Regions from separate parts of the Homo sapiens genome. Here region 1 is linked to region 2. Evidence: chromatin contacts called from ENCODE Hi-C data. All regions are on one chromosome and are shown on one strand. Each heading gives the region's core, a stretch centred on a gene start or an enhancer-like site at or near the end of the contact. The rest is flanking DNA. Distances are from core to core; before and after follow the strand shown. Region 1 holds the start of SLC7A1 (solute carrier family 7 member 1). Region 2 holds the start of RPL21 (ribosomal protein L21).

The links. A loop is a pair of places that touch in the nucleus more often than their neighbours do. Pooled maps may share reads with other maps.
Region 1: a map of B cell shows a loop between it and region 2 (20-fold over the local background). The contact joins the promoter of SLC7A1 here to the promoter of RPL21 in region 2. A Hi-C loop is called at or near these places in 1 of 168 maps with a recorded cell type or tissue (B cell), 1 of 37 single-sample maps with no recorded cell type and 6 of 50 pooled maps.

What each region holds. Positions count from the first base shown.
Region 1 is chr13:29,593,941-29,599,398 of GRCh38, forward strand. It overlaps SLC7A1 (solute carrier family 7 member 1), which reads right to left and starts at 1,748. Exons shown (of 13, transcript NM_003045.5): 1 at 1,476-1,748. RefSeq lists silencers at 412-706, 875-2,114 and an enhancer at 635-764.
Region 2 is chr13:27,247,639-27,253,334 of GRCh38, forward strand. RPL21 (ribosomal protein L21) reads left to right here and starts at 3,920. Exons shown (of 6, transcript NM_000982.4): 1 at 3,920-3,947. RefSeq lists enhancers at 3,224-4,423, 3,242-3,827, 3,635-4,174, 3,828-4,413.

The sequences.
Region 1 (5,458 bases), core at 498-2,997, 2.3 Mb after region 2:
TGCTAAACCTATTTTTAAAACCATTTTAATCTATTGTTGACCTTTCCCCTAAGTTTCTATTCTGTTCGTGTGACTTAAATAAGACCTTTTGTTTTAATAACAGGAGGGTGTGTTCATATAAAAATCATGGTAATTTCCACTGAGATCAACTAAAAATACCAGAGGAATAAATGTATCATGGTTTCCTATTATCTGAACCAAACATAAAGGGCAAGAAATGTTAGGAAAAATCCCAGATAAATTATAATTCGAATTAAATACAATTAGGGCATTCGGCCAGAGGCCGACATACACAATTCTACTAGTCGAATGTAAGTAAGATAAAAGGCACATTCTTTAGGGAGATACACCTGGGATTGAAATCTCAACCATCTGGTAACTATGTCTGGACTAAAACCCAACACATGAGGGCATGGCGGTGATGACGTGAGTATTGGGAAATGTAGGTTATTTATTTATTTTTTTCCTGAAGGCACATGTCTGACTATCCTAGTCACACAAGTCAAACACAACTGCTGTCTGGTTCCCCCATCCCCTGGAAAGGGTCAGGAGCTGAACCAGCAGGCTGTTGTAGTACTACAGTGCAGCTGCCGCTCTGTGTACGCGCAGGTTTTAGAATGACTCTGACCTGCCCATGCCTGGGAAGTTTTCTACTACGCAGAAAGGAACACCCTGAGAATACGGTGTCTTGCTAAAGGCGGAAGAACTTCCTCTCATTCCAAACCATGTGGAGGGCTTGAGGAACCCGGCCTTTCCAGGCCACACTGGGTCACAAGGAAGCCCACCTAGGGGAGACTTCCTCAAAGCAATCTTGGGGACCCAGACGAGAGGTGCAGGCGGCGCGTCCCGGGTTCTAGGGACAAGCGGAGAGCCAGGCGCCCTAGGTCAGGGCGGCCACCGGGCGGGGATGGCAGCAGAGTCCCTGGGCCGGCCACCTGCCGCGGGACCACCCTCCGGGCGGCCGGGCAGAGTCCCCACCCACGGCTGATGACACATCCCCGGACCTCGTGGCGGGGCGGGGTGCTCTGCACCGCGCCATGTAAGGGAAGGTCTCCTCGCCGCCGGCGGGCTCCGTGTGCCTCCCAGTCTGGCCCCCGTGCCCGCCGCCCGCCTACGCACCCCGACCACCCCGTGCGTAGCGGCGCGCGGGTCCCCGGACAGGCGCGCGGAGCGGGCATCGCCAGATCGCCCACGCTTACTCACTCGGTGTTGCATCATGCACCACGCCGCGGTTTCAGGGAGCCAAAATGGACTCCGTGGAGGCGACAGTCGCATGGGCACCAGCCCCGCTCGCCCACTCCGGGGCCCGCCCGGCCCTGGTCCTGGCCCTTCCCAGAGGATGGCAGCGTTCCCGGCGCGGGGGCCCTCGCCACTCCCGCGCCGCCCTGCCGCGGCCCCACGCGGCGCCAGGGCCCCCTCCGTGATGACCCGGGCCCAAGGAGCTGCCCCCTGCGTTGGCGGGGCCGGGCACTCACCAAGCCGGCGGCGGCGGGGCTCCGGCAGGATCGCGAACAGACAGACTGTCGGACGCGCTCAAGGACCAACGGACGCTCGGCCGGCGAGACCGGGCGGGGCGGGGCGGGGCGGGGGCGCGGCGCGCGGGGAGAGGAGTGGAGGCTGCGGTTAGCGGGAGCCCGCGGCCGCGTGCGCGCCTGCCAGGTAGTTGACCCGCTGCTCACACCTGCCTGCGCGGACTGAATGGGCGCCGAGGGCTGGCGGGTTCCGGCGCCAGGTTTCATCAGCAGTGCGCCCGGCCCCCGCCCCTCGCGCTCCGCGCCCCGCGCCCCACGCCCGCCCCCGGACCAGGCAGCCCCGGCCCGCTCGGCCGCGTCACCGCCGGGCACCAATGGGAGCGCGGCGCGGCGGCGGCTGCCAGCCCAGAGGCTGCGGCCGGGGACCGACGCGCCCTTGGTGGGCGGGGCGGCTGAGTCTTCGCGCGCCCAGCGCCCCAACCTGGGGTTCCCGCGGCGGGCGGGCGGGCTGCGCCTCCGCTCGCCTTCTCAGTAGCTCCGTAGGCGTGTGGCCGTTTCTCCGCCAATCTGAGCGCACCGCGCCACAGCATCCTGTGGTCCCCTGCAGATCCCACAGCGCCCTGGCCAGAACTAGTGCTGCAGGTCCGGCCGTGCCAACCCCCTCCCGGCGGGCCCCAGGGAGCTCACACGGAACTCGAGACCAGTTTTCCTTCTCCAAAATAAAAGATTTGGTATGCACTTAAAAGGTTTAAACTGTTTTCTTTTCATTTTAGAGACAGGGTGTTACTCTATTGCCCAGGCTGGAGCGCAGTTCACCTTAACCTCGAAATCCTGGCCTCAAGCGATCCTCCCGCCTGGGCCTCCCAAAGCGCCCTAGGATTACAGTCCTGAAACACTGCACCGGCCTAAAAATTATTATAAATCTTCATGTCTTTGTTATTGGATTATTTTATTACTATTCCTTTGCCCTTGCTAATACCTTATCCTTGCCAGTTGTCAGAAGAGCCCCAAAGCTTGAATCTACCTGTGCCCCCTTGGCAGTGGCAAATGCACAAACGGCTAGTCAGAACGGCTCACTTTTGCAGTTACCCCCCAGGAAGTGGCAGAAGCTTCAGTCCTGAATCACACCGTGCTCACCTTTTAAGCTCCCTCCTTGTCTCCTTTTGTACCAAAAGCCAAGCGAGAATCATAATCTTTAAAGATCCAGTGATCTGGGACTTGGGATAGGTAAACAGGGCATAAATTAATAATGCCATCCTTCTTCTATCTTATAGGAAAACAGAAAAACAGTGGACGGTGTCCGTGGTCTTTGAATCCTTTCTACAGGTCCTTCTCAAATATCAGCTGCTGAACTATTCCCTTGGAATTAGACTAGCAATTTATAAAGTACATAACTGCATGGTGCTAGCTTCAGAAAAAGTGTTCTGTTGTTGTTGCTGTTGTCATTTGTTTGTTTTTTAGAGACAGGGGTCTCACTCTGTCACCCAGGCTGGAATGCAGCGGTACAATCATAGCTCACTGGAACTTCAAATTCCCAGGCTCAAGCCATCCTCCTGCCTCAGCCTCCCAAGCAGATGGAACTACAGGCTTGTGTCATCACGCCTAGTTAATATTTTTTCTACATATAGACACGGGTTTTTGATATGTTGCATAGGCTGGCCTCAAATACCAGCTGTCTAGCGATCATTTTGCCTCAACCTCCCCTAGCATCGGGACTACAGGGATGAGCCAGAAAAAGTCCCCAGAAAAAGTTTTAATGAACACATGCAGATGGCTTAGCAGTTGTAAAATGTGTTTTTGTCTTTGTTTTAGAGAGTGGGTCTCACTCTGTCACCAAGTTGGAGTGCAGTGGCAACATCATAGCTCACTGCAGCCTTGAACTCCTAGGCTCAAGCGATCGCCTCACTTTAGCTTCCCCAGTAGCTGGAAATATAGGCGAGCACCATCCTGCCCAGCTTTGTAATGTGCTTTGAACAGTGCTTGACATCATAGTAAGCCACCATATATGCTTTGTTTTAAAGCAACAAATCTGGCCTGTCACGGTGGCTCACGCCTGTAATCCAGCACTTTGGGAGGGCAAGGCAGGCAGATCATGAGGTCAGCAGATTGACACCATCCTGGCCAACATGGTGAAACCCCGTCTCTACTGAAAATACAAAAATGATCTGGGCGTGGTAGCGCACGCCTGTAGTCCCAACTACTCGGGAGGCTGAGGCAGGAGAATCACTTGAACCCAGGAGGCGGCGGTTGCAGTGAGCCAAGATCGCACCACTGCGCCCCAGCCTGGTGACAGAGCGAGACTCCGTCTCAAAAAAATAATAATAAAAATCAATAAAAAATAAATAAAACAATGTATCTTAGTTCAATTGCACAGTGGTGAAATGATGCCTTCCATTCACAGAAGATCTCCCAGATCCCACGCAGCCTACTCTGTCTGCTGAGGCCACAGTAAGCATGTCCCCTTCTCACAGAGAGAAGCCTGGTAGGATTAAAGACCACCTGCTTTGCCCTTGGCACCAGATCAGGATTTGAATCTGAACTCTACCAGTTCATTTGCTGTGAGAGCTTCTGCAAACTATTTCACTCCTGTTTGGAGCTTGTAAATCTTATATTCTTAAGAAAAAAATCTATCCCTTGGTGTTTGAAATATGACTGTGGAATTTTCTCTTTCTGCCTCTCTTTCTTTCTTTTTCTCTTTGCTGACTTCTGGCAGTAAAATAGAATTTCATAAATTGTAGAGATGCTCTCCTTGGGCAACACAGAGCGCCAACATGAGTTAATGTTTGTAAATTCTGAGAGCAAGTGCTCCAGGCCCTGATGGGAGTATGGTGACATTTAACCCAGGAGATTTTTAGCACTGTGCTCCGTTTAGCAATCCCACTCAGCAAGGTCCTGTCTTCAAAAAGACAATAAGACAAGCCCCATGAGCAAGTGACTTCTCAGCAAAAAGGATTCAGTATGAACCAGGGAAAAAATAGTTACGCACAAGATCTCAGCAAAACATTAGAGGATGCTGATAAAGAGGGCTACATGTTTTAAGCAAAGCCAGTTTTTAGGCAGGTCAAGACTCACATTACAGGTTCAGAGAAACCGTGAGTGACAGGCAGCCTTGATTACAATCAAAGAGCAGCTGCCCAAGATTCCAGCAACCATTAAGAAAGGGAGATGCTACAATTTAGGCCCTAGAGAGCAACATCTAAGGTTAAGGTTGACATACTAAGTCTCTTTCTAGCACCATTAGGCACCTTGGGGGCAAGGAAAGTGCACAGAATCAAAGCCAGGCAGATGTGGGTTTCAATTCTAACCAGCTGCTGGCCTGGGGAGAGGGGCCCTGCTCACTCTGTGCCTCAGTTTCCTCATTTTCGAAATAAGAATTTTACTACCTGCTGGATACATACGAACTTCATGGTAAGGATGAAAAATGTGTATAAAGATGAACAGAATATAGAGCTCAGAAATAGACTTAGTTTGTTTTGTATTGCTATAATGGAATACTCGAGTCTGGGTAATTTATAAAGAAAAAATGGTTTATTTGGCTCACAATTCTAATGGCTGGAAAGTTCAAGATTGGACATCTGCATGTGGAGAGGGCTTCAGGCTGCTTCCACTCATGGCAAAAGATGAAAGGGAGTGTGCGTGTGTGCAGAGATCACATGACAAGAGTATAAGCAAGAGGGAGAGGAGAGAAGGGCCCGGTTCCTTTAAATAACCAGCTCCAGAGTCATCTAATAGAGTGAAAATTCATCTCCCCGTCCCACCTACCCCCAGGAAGGACATTTCATGAAGGATCCACACCCGTGAACCAAATACCTCCCATTAGGTTCCACCTTCAACATTGGGGATCAAATTTCAACATGAGGTCTGGAGGGCACAAACATCGAAACCCAAACAGTAGCCTAGACCCACACAAATAGCTGATCCAGAGTGGCTAAGACAAGTCAATGGAGACAAGATAGTCTCCTCAACAAATGGTCCTGGAACAACTG
Region 2 (5,696 bases), core at 2,670-5,169:
GCAAATCAGACTGTGGAGTGGTGAGGAAGGGTAGTGTTTCATGGAGGAAGAGCTGGCCAACAGAGTCCAGTGCTTTGCGGAGATCAAGAAAGGAAAGAACAGGGAATGTCTTTTGGCTTTGGCAACATATAAGCAGTTGATGCCCTGACAAGAGCAGCTTTAATGACATGACTAGAACAGAAGTCAAATGAAACTGAAGCTGAATGAAAGATGAGGAAGAGATAATAGTGTTTATGTATTAAACTGTATGACACTGCTGAACTTTCACAATTTTTGATGTACAAAACCAAAAATTTCATGACTCCTTTTTTTTTACATTTGACAGAAGAAAAATGAACATATGGGGCAGTAGTTATAAAGGAATATGAGATCAAGCAGAATCAGAAAGAAGAGAGTTGCGGGTTTTAGTGGGGAACACCAGAGCCTGTTTGTACATGGATAAAAATGATGGAGTTGGCTGGGAGCATGTTTGTACACTGATAAAAATGAGGCAGTTGGCTGGGCGTGGTGGCTCACACCTGTAATCCCAGCACTTTGAGAGGCTGAGACAGGTGGATCACTTGAGGTCAGGAGTCCAAGACCAGCCTGGCCAACATGGCGAAACCCTGTTTCTACCAAAAATAATAAAATTAGCCGGGTGTGGTGGCACACGCCTATAATCCCAGCTACTTGGGAGGCTGAGGCATGAGAATTGCTTGAACCCAGGAGGTGGAGGTTGCAGTGAGCCGAGATCATGCCACTGCACTCCAGCCTGGGGACTAAGAGAGTCTCAAAAAAAGAGGCAGTCATCAGCTGAAAGAAAGGTGGGAGAAAGGAAGGTTTGATAATCAAAGAAATGACATGAAATAATCTTTAAATAGAATAATGTGAGACAAAATAGAAAATGTTAAGCCAGGTTTGCTTATTTCTGCTTGAACCCCTGACTGTGATGAAATGCAGCTCCTCAGGAAGAATCTTAAAACAGGATAGAGCACACGGCCCCCCGTGTCACTCGCCTGAGTTACAACGTTCCTGAAACAGTAAATGAACTTGACCTTGCCTTTTCCTACATGAAGATGTCTGACAGGGTTAGTGATTATGCTTCTACAATCTATAACCAAATTACTTTAGTAATCTATAAACTGATGTACTCTTACACCCAAACTTTAATGAGATTTCACACATACAGAACCCCCACAACCTACATAGAAGCAATGGGCTGAGGGACCACTTTGGAGCCCTGTGAAAGAACTGCCCTCAGGGTATAAACCTTGGTCTACAGTCCTCAGTGAGACTTCTGAATAAAACTAACTTTAATTATGTAAAAGCTTAATTTTTTTTTTGACAGCAGGTAAGCAAATTAACTGGGGAACTGTAGTGGGGATGCTAAACAGTACAGTACCCATTTGTTAAGGGTTGGTCGTGAATTTATGGGAGAGGCTAAAAACACAAATGCCAACAGGAGCCAGGCAGGTAAATGACTGAAGCAGGCTGAGTGATGAAGGAACTCAAGAATGAATGCCCCATCTAAAGGGGAAGCCAGTGGAGTGGCCATCAAGACTATCAGCTCTATGCTGCCAGATCTCCTGATTTCTCAAGGGAAGCCAGAAATCTTTTTTTTTTGATATGTTAATTTTTAAAACACTCTATGGGCTCAAAAAAATATTTCCAAGTGCAAAAAAATATAGTGCATGGATGACTAGTTTCTGATTTGTCATCACACCAGATTACAAGATTTTCTTCAACGGTGCTCAGCTGTGGAGGTACTGTCACGGTTGCATTTATCCAAGGTTCGGTATGTGCTAAGAAAGTGATGGGGGCCAGGCGCGGTGGCTCACGCCTATAATCCCAGCACTTTGGGAGGTGGAGGCGGGTGGATCACCTGAGGTCAGGAGTTGGAGACCAGCCTGGCCAACATGGTGAAACCTCGTCGCTACTAAAAACAAAAAAATCAGCCAGGTGTGGTGGCGGGCGCCTGTAATCCCAGCTACTCCTCGTGAGCCTGAGGCAAGAGAATCGCTTGAACCCGGGAGGCAGAGGTTGTGGTGAGTCGATGTCGCGCCACTGCACTCCAGCCTGGGCAACAAGAACAAAATTCCCTCTCAAAGAAAGAAAGAAAGTAATGGGAAAGGAAAAGTGACCTGAGGAAGTGAGTGCTAACAGAGTGACTGTAATAATGAACTACAGAAAATTAAGTTAAAGACAATCTAGAAGCCAAGGGCTAATGGTTACAGTGAAAGTCTGGAGGAGTCAACGTATTGAAGGAATCAATACCAAATCCTATTCCTCCTCAAGTTCTTCAGCAAATGATGTTAAGTGCTGATGACGATGGTCACAGAATGTACACATTTAAAAAATGGTGCTGACGCAGTTCTTAGAAATTACAACTTTCAGGTGCATCAGGAGAGTGAGTCGAAGACATGCAAATTTCAAAAGCGACTGGACGATATTATTTATATTCAGTCTGATAAGGGATTTTGTTAACTTAGCTGACTTTTTAAAAATGCATCCTAAAAATACATACAATCATGAGAAAAACATGAGACAAATTCCATGATTAGGACATCCTACAAAATACATGACCAGTACTCCTCAAAACTCTCAAGGTCACCAAAAGTAAGGAAAGTTTGAGAAACTGCCACAGCCACAAGAGGCATATAAGGAGACATCATAACTAAATGTAATGTGGTATTCTGGATGGAATCCTGGAACAGAAAAAGGGTATTAGGTAAAACCGAAGGAAATCTGAATAAAATGTGAACCTTAGTTAATAACAGTGTAAAATATTGGTTCATTAATTGCAACAAATGTACCATATTAGCATGAGATGTTAATAATAGGGGAAACTGGATGCTGGGTATATGGCATTATCTCAATTTAAATAAACTACATTAAGAAAATAATATCTATTTTTAAAGGTGTAGTGAATAAAACAATGGCCACCCATATATTTAACACCCGGTTTAATAATGGTCAATACAGTTAAAGCCTCCCTTTATTGTCCCCTCCTTACCAGATATGACTGCTTTTCTCAACTTGATTTTCATTCTCTTGTATTTCTTGACTTCTTTAACTACATATGTATGCATAACTAAGCAATATATAGCATTGTTTTACAAGTTTTAGAGTTGAATGTATATGAATTGTCATACTATTTATTTTTCTACATCTTTCTCTTTTTGCCTCATCACATTTCTGAGTTCAGTCTTCTTTTATTGGCGTATAATACTACATCCTAACATCCCATAAGGTATTTATTCTGTTATTGATGGACGTTTCTAATTTTTTGCTTCTACCCACAGCGCTGTTACGTACATCCTTGTTCACTTACCAAAGTTTCTACAAGACATATAGGTAGGAGCAGAGTGCTGGGGTTTAGTAATTGAAAACTTTTACTAGATTTTGCCACATTGCTTTCCCAAAGAGGTTTTAACATTTGCGCACCTACTAGCAGGTGCGTATGTTTAGACGTGTGGAGGAGAAACTATTTAAAGACATACAAACTAGATAATATACTTGCTTCATTCTCGTTTGACCTTCGTACCCAAGCAATTATTTCTGCAAACAAACAAATAAACAACTACTAATAGCACTTCCCGCACCGCCAGCCGCAGTTTTCCCTGCGGAGACGCGGATACAAGGCAGCTTCCGGCGAAGGCGGTGACGCAAAGGATGGCGTAAGCACGCTCGGGACGACGGCGTCCTCTTGATCGCCCTTGAAGGCCCCTTTCCGGGCTGTCTGACACGATGCAAGTGTCAGCTTGTGTTGGCCGGTTGCCTTTCTTTCGCAAGAGGGGAAAATATCCTCACAGACTTTCTGTGTTCTCAGAGACGATCTTCTTCCCTAGAAAGAAGTCGCTTACGGTTGGCGTTTCCCTCAGGCAGCGCCGTGGGCAGCCCACAGGCCCTTGTAAGGCGCGCGCCGCGGCCCCGCCTCTTTCCTTTCGGCCGGAACCGCCATCTTCCAGGTAGGGCCTACGCGTGGCTCCCGGGCGCTAGGTGTTCGACAGACTTGAACCGCGACCTTGTGGCCTCAGAGGTCGTTCATTGGGACCGTGGGGAGACTCTCTAACCTGTTTGAGGTCCATTGGCATGGGCGGGTTAAACCATGTTCTGCCAGACGGGGAGCAGCGTGCGCCGGGTCGGGTCTGGGCCGTGGGCTGAGAACCGGACTGCGATGTTGCGGCCCTGCGGGGGGACATTTGCGAGAAAGACGAGACTGAGTCGCTTGGGGTGAGGCGACTCGAGTTAATCTTTAAAAGACTTCGTTTTATGTTCCCGTGGCTGCATCTCCGGTACTGTGGGTGGCCCCTCTCACATAGGCTGTGTGGGGGCCGCGTGGCCTGATGCCTTTCTAACTCCTTTCAGTGTGGCTTTTTTATTCCAAATCTTGCGATGATGTTGGGTGAGGACTTAAGGGGTAGTAGGAATGGGTTTAAAGTCAGGCGTCGGCTTTAATCTTCTGTGAAGCCTACAGGTGTGAAAACCCGGGCTCTCGGTCGGAGAGTGGGTCCCGGAGTCGTCCTGGGTGATGAACCCTCACTGCCCTTAGTTAATGCATAAGACGATTTCCGACTGTTTTTAAAATTTTGACCCCACATGGTGATCGGACGAAGGGAAAGTGTTTTGAGGTTGCAACACCAATATTTGCACCAAGAGGAGATACTGTTTTGCGAATTCTAGGGCAGCATGCTTTGAGTGAAGGGAAACATTTAGCCATAGTTCATCATTTTGTCTAGTTTGTGGACGTCAACAGAGTCGAGCAAACTGCAGGTTGCTCTTTATGGTGGATCCTAGTTGCCATGATTTTAATACTCTTACAAACTGTAAAGCATCGTTTTGAAAAGTGCCTTCAGTTTTAAGTGTATGGGGTCCATGCTTAAAATGGATTCCAAACTCAGAAAGATGGATCTAGTGGAGGATTATGGGCTCTGGAATCAGGAATGAGTTAACTGATTATGCCACTTGGTGATTCCACAAAGTGACTTGAATCTACACAGTATCACCCTTTGTGTACTAACTTAGCACAAGTTTTTGGAACTTTATACACATCTAAAGGCTTTGGGGATTGGAACAGAGTACCTGGCATTTAAAGGGTTCATCCATTGTAACAATGGTTTGACTTTGGTGAGTTAGGTGAAACATGTCTTCTTGCTATACAATTTTTATAAAAATGGTACTTTGGGAGCCATTCTTAAAGGATTGTTGGTAAACTTAGAAACCAAATTGTGTTAGAATATTGTCAACACGTCAAGCCTGACTGCTGTATTTTACCTTATGGTAGGAGTAATGGCCAGGAATGGCATTTCTGCCCTATAATGACTAAAGAGCTATCAAAACTATTGTTTTGGCCTTTTTGGGAAACAAAGGAAAGGTTAATTTCTAAATGCCTGTAGGTGAATTCTTAGATAATGATAAATTAGCTGCCGGTTACTACTGAGCACTTTACACGGGCCAAGCATTGCTGAGTTCTTTGTAGACATTACCTCAGCTACGAAAGTGTTCACCCCTATTTTACAAATGAAGATGAGAGATGAAATGTGGGTGTCCCAGCTAGTAAGTGGCAGAGCCTATGTCAAATTTAGGTCAATGATTATAAAGCCTGGGTTCCCCTCTCTTCTACCCTATATACGTTCGTAGTAAATAATCAGAAATGTGAAGTGGCTTGAGATTTCTGATAGTTAAATAGATGATGTTTGAGATACACCATCACGGAA